Linked DNA regions of Homo sapiens: region 1 is linked to region 2. A link is a contact called in ENCODE Hi-C data. All regions are on one chromosome and are shown on one strand. Each heading gives the region's core, a stretch centred on a gene start or an enhancer-like site at or near the end of the contact. The rest is flanking DNA. Distances are from core to core; before and after follow the strand shown.

Region 1 (2,700 bases), core at 196-2,695, 440 kb before region 2:
GACTCGATCTTGGCTCACTGCAACCTCCACCTCCCTGGCTCAAGTGATTCTCTTGCCTCGACCTCCTGAGTAGCTGGGACTACAGCTGTGCACCACCATGCCTGGCTAATTTTTTGTATTTTTATAGAAATGGGGTTTCACCATGTTGGCCAGGCTGGTCTCAAACTCCTGACCTCAAGTGATCCACCTGCCTCGACCTCCCAAATTGCTGGGATTACAGACGTGAGCCACCGCACCTGATCTCATCTCGTATATTTCCTGTCCCCGTCCTAGAATTGGCCATATCCCCAAGGAGTTCTGGTTCCTTTTTATTGGAGAATGTTATTAGAAACCAAAGTCTGGGTGTTAGCTATGCTCTGGTCTCTTATGTTCAACTCACTTTTCTTTCTTTTTTTGTTTTTTGAGATGGAGTCTTGCTCTGTCACCCAGGCTGGAGTACACTGGTGCGATCTCGGCTCACTGCAACCTCCTCCTCCCGGGTTCAAGTGATTCTCATGCTTCAGCCTCCTGAGTAGCTGGGATTATAGGCATGCACCACCATGCCTGGCTAATTTTTGTATTTTTAGTAGAGATGGGGTTTCACCATGTTGGCCAGACTAGTCTTGAACTCCTTACCTCAAGTGATCTGCCTGCCTCAGCCTCTCAAGGTGCTGGGATTACAGGCGTGAGCCACCATGCCCGGCCCAACTCGCTTTGCTTTTCCCTTTCTGTTAATGCTTCTGTCCCCTGCCCGTCAACCATGGGGGTTTCCCAGGATTAGTCACACATTCAAGTCAATAACAAGGAGTTCTTACCCTGTACAAGAACTTCATGAGATCAAAAGCGAGGCACAGTCACGGAGTTTATAGTCAGGCGTGGGAGAGGCATGGATATATTATAAACAGCCCAAGAGCAGACAAGGACAGAGAAGTCAATCCGTAAGGCATCTCTAAGGAACTCATGACTAATTCAGACTGTGGGATCTGGGAAGTCTCTGAGCTGAGAGTTGAAAGAAGAAGGGTGGTGTATTCTCTGTGGTCTGTTCCCAAGCCCATAAAATCTCCCTTGACTCTGGTGCTCAAGGAGCCATCTCTCTCTCGGAGGAGCCGCTGCTGATGCTCTAGTTTGCTTCTCTCTTCCTTCTCAATACTCCTTCCTTCCTGTGGGAACATGAGCAGACCCTGTTCTCTCCCCTACTCCCCAGAGCCCTGAGATATTACATTATGAGATTTTCTTTGCTAATATTTTATTTCTTAAGTTAGGTTGTGGGTACATGGGTGTTTATTATTGTATTCTTCATTCCTTTTTGTATGGCTTGCATATTTCATAATAACATTTGAAATGTATTTGTGAAAAAAAAAAAAAAGAAAAGAGAGCGGTCTCTGGCCCTGGCCTGTGTGACCTTGTGCCCTCACTCCAGGAACCAAGACTCTGCCAGATGACTGCCACTCCCAGCCTAAGCCTGGGAAAGTGCAGCTGGTCTGGGCCAGATGGGTCTGCGGGTGCCTGTCTGACCAGGTATTGCATACATGTTGATGTGACTCAGTACCTAAGTGGTGTGGCAGATAGTCACCTATCCCCTCCTCACTCTCCTTGTCCCCTCATCTCCATGACCCACCTCTGACTTCTGTAGAGTCTCAGAGCTGCAACATAGTGACAACCCTTCTCTACAGCAGGTGCTTGTTGCTGGTGCCATTCTGCAAGGGCTGGATGGGACAAGTCTGGGGCATTCCCCCTGTCTTGGGGCAGCATCTTCGCCTCAGCACTGACCTGACTCAAGCTTCCTTATCTCCCATCTAAAGCTATCTGTGAACAAAAATCTGAAAAGGGCAGATCTAGGTCTGGCAGCAACTGAGAAAAACCAAAGTTCCTGCCAACAGCCAAGGTAGGTAAGAGGCAGGCCAAACGGGGTCAAATGGGGACACCGCCCAGGGGTAGGATGTTGGTTTGAGTCTCTGGGGAAAGAATGGAAAGGATGTCAGCTCCTAGTACATGCAGGCTGGTAACTGTGATGTTCTATTTGCAAGGATAGGTTATTTAGACATTGGGACCAGGAAACTCTGTCTCTGAACTAGTTACAGGGGCTGGTGGCTTCTGAAAAGACCTCTTTAGCTGGTGTGACAGATTAAAGATGTTGCAATTTCTTTTCTTTTGAATCTGCTTGACTAATAGAATGTAGCAGAAGTGAGATTCTGGGATTTTAGAGCCTAGGTCATGTGAAGGCTTGAAGCTTCTGCAGAGTTCTTTTGGGACACTCTCTCTGGGAGCCTTGATCTGCTAGGCTGGAGAGGCCATGTGCAGGCCCTTTGCTCAACAGTCCCAGCTGAGCCAAGCCTTTTAGCCATACTCACTAAGTCACCAGCCATGAAAATGAAACCATCTTAGATCCCAGATCACAGAGTAACCCCAGCCAATGCCAACAGAGCAGACTTACCCAGCTGAGCCCTGAACAGGTTTCTGAACTACAGCACTGTGAGATAAAATAAAACAACCGTTGTCTTAGGCTGCTAAGTTTTGAGATTGTTTGCTACACAAAAACAGATAACCAAGATGGCTGGGGCACCCCTATTCAGGCCACCAGTTCAATGACCAACTTCCAATTCCCGCATCAATATGAGAGATGGAGGATCATGGCTCATTCTCAAAATGACCGGGCGGAGGAGCTGGAGCCAAAACGTAAAGTGCTGAGCATGTCTTTGAAAGGGTCTTCTAGAGGCTCTT
Region 2 (2,744 bases), core at 231-2,730:
GGCAAGGTTTGCTCAGCTGAGAGCAGAGTGTGTTCATCCACATTAACAGAAATGAGATATAGGGAGATGGGTAGAGGCGGAAGTGGGAGTTTGTGGAAATTCTCTCTTCATTTTTCTCGGGAAAGCAGGAAGCAAAGCCAGTAATTGAGAGGGAGAGTGGGGGTAGGGGGTTTAAGAGAACAGAGGACGTATGAGATCCTCAGCTAGGAAAATGAGACAGTGAACTGGCTAGGGAGGCAGAGTGGTTGCCAGGCAGCAGAAGGCACAGCTGAAGATGGTAGTCATAAACTTAATGAGACTAGTCAGTAAGATTATGTGTTTTTCTCCAAACATGTCCAACGCTACAGGCTCAGGTGAGGAAGAGGCAAAGAGGTGGATGTAACTAGGTTTCTCATTTAGCCAAGCAAATATGCCAAAGGAGAGGGACAAGGAAATTAAAAATACACTCAAGAATTACTGAATGGCCGTGGCGTTTTTAAATGAATAATGAATAAAAGGAGGCCATGCAAGAGGTAAGGGATGGTGAAACACTTGTATAGATCAATAAAACAAGATCTTGGTAGGAGTCAAAGTGTTGTTGAACTACTGGTGGTGGCAGGGAATTGGCAGGTAGAAGACGGTAGTGAGAGAATGGGATAGTTGAAATTGGGAAATGGAAGTCAATTACGTTTCTCAAGGTCATACAATGTTATGTTGCAGAGCTGGGAGTCAAACTAAGATCTCTCTAATCAAAGAGCCCACCCCAATATTTAAGCAGTGCACTCAGGACAGAGTGAGAGAGGCCTTAGTTCACAGAGGCACAGTTGGCTTTTGTGGTATCATTCATGCAAATGAGACCTCATGGCTTTCTGTGGCAAATATTTATAGCACCGCATGAGAATGGTAATGTAAAATTTCTTCTCCCTTTCTCCTCCCCCTCCTACTTCTTACAGAAATAGTAACTGGTTCAGATGGGCTGGGCTGGTTCCATGGAGAGCATATGTTTGCTGATGAGGAGAAACAGACAAAGCCAGCTAATGGGAAAACGTGGGGTCCCTTATGAGTTCGGGGTTTAAATATCAGTTTCTGGTGTTTGTGCCTGTGTGGTTTTCTCCATGAAAGTGATCATTATCTTTCTAGCTTGAGATCTCCCCTGGGGGTGCTTGGTGAGGGCACCCACCCTCTTTAGATATTAACCATTCTCTAACAGCAAAACCACGGACAGGTCTTGTGGTGTTATATGTGGGGCAGAGTTAAATACAAAACAGACACTGAGGCACATTGAAATCGTGAAGCCGACGACAGCCCAGGAATGCAGAGATTGAGGCCCAGTCTCCTATGCGACTGCTGACTGTAAGAATGTTAACTCTAAATTTCCTGAATGTTGTCAGATCACAGCAGGGAGTCATGCATCCTCCCTGTAACATTCTCTCTCTCTGTTCTCTTTCACACACACACACACACACACACACACACACACACACACACACACACACATCATAAAGCCTTGAGGAATGTGTTCAGGATTTATGCAAGCTGTGTGCCTGGAGACCACATACTCTGTGAGAAAAATAAAATCTCTAGTCCTGAGAGATGATAATGATCATTTAGATTAGAACCATAAAAAGGAAAGCCATAGGATTTACTCTTACTGTGAATCTTGGATATTTCTGAATTGCCACCTTTCAAATGATGACATAATTTTGTCAGTGCTACTTCTTTCCCCCTGGTTTTCTTGAGTGACTTAAGCAAAGGGCCAACTGTGTGTTTCCAGCATAGAGCCTGGCACATGGAAACTGCTTAAACAAATGCTATTGGATAAACCTAATGGTGGCTTAAGGTCATTACTCAGGGGTGGTTGGTGATCTTAGACTCCCCTACAAGTTCCATCAATCTCCTCTTCAAGTCACTCCAACTGAGTTTTTTTAAAATATGAGTTTGCAATGTAACCATAGCTTCCAAGAGAATTTTCTGGAAAGAAAAAAAAAAACCACCTCCATGTTGCCCCAACCAGATTGTCATCCCGAAGACCCCCATATACAGAATGCTGGAGCTGTCCCCATCTCTCTTATGACCATTCCTTCCTCCCTAGTAGGTAATGATGGCTTGCCTGAGATAATCCACACTGGTGTACAGGAGTGATGGGTCTTACACCTAATAGCTCTATGACATCTTGGAGGCAAGTTTCTGAACCTTAATGGAACCTAGGTTTCCTTATCTGCAGAAAGGAATAAGAATATCAACATCCTATAGTGGTTTTCAAGAATTATTATAACGGATGCATAGTACTCAATGAGAGGTTATAAGCAATATCCCTCATATGAAATATAGGTCCAATGGTAATTCTGGATGAATGTTGCCTCTTTCAAGGAAAATATTTTCATTGTATCAGGGACCTAGTGATTGTAACAGACTCATAGTGATTTCCAGGAGGGAAATCTCTGCTTTAATTGAGGGTGCTAACAACATAGTGATAGTGGGAGTGAAAGTTTTAATGATGGTTTTTAAGTGAAGCTCTTCTTTCACACTATATTGGGACTGATTGTTTCTGGTGGGGTTTCAGTGAGTGGAACTTTCTGTGAGCCTCAGAGTCATAACCAGTGGGGTCTGCACAAAGAGGGGCTTGCCCTTCATTGAGGCTACTGGCTCTGTGCCTTCCTGAGCAATACATGATACCCCCATTGGGAAGGCAGTCCTGTTATGTCCAGGGCACTTCTTGCCAACAGGAGGCCCCTCCACCCTGGGATAAGCAGAGAGAAGAACCT

The links. Hi-C counts contacts between places; a loop is a spot of excess contacts on that map. Pooled maps may share reads with other maps.
Region 1: a map with no recorded cell type shows a loop between it and region 2 (5-fold over the local background). The contact joins two enhancer-like sites. A Hi-C loop is called at or near these places in 1 of 168 maps with a recorded cell type or tissue (vagina), 3 of 37 single-sample maps with no recorded cell type and 3 of 50 pooled maps.

What each region holds. Positions count from the first base shown.
Region 1 is chr11:111,439,761-111,442,460 of GRCh38, reverse strand. It overlaps a transcript of BTG4 not described here. Among named protein-coding and RNA genes, the nearest start is that of POU2AF1, 62 kb to the right of the region's middle. RefSeq lists enhancers at 541-1,740, 2,577-2,700. Within about 2 kb of position 1,445, at least 4 of the 41 ENCODE cell types and tissues checked have a DNase peak (open chromatin) inside an H3K27ac peak, as active enhancers do.
Region 2 is chr11:111,003,872-111,006,615 of GRCh38, reverse strand. The region is part of intron 2 of LOC105369489 (a long non-coding RNA gene); the gene reads left to right. Among named protein-coding and RNA genes, the nearest start is that of LINC02550, 92 kb to the left of the region's middle. Within about 2 kb of position 1,480, at least 3 of the 41 ENCODE cell types and tissues checked have a DNase peak (open chromatin) inside an H3K27ac peak, as active enhancers do.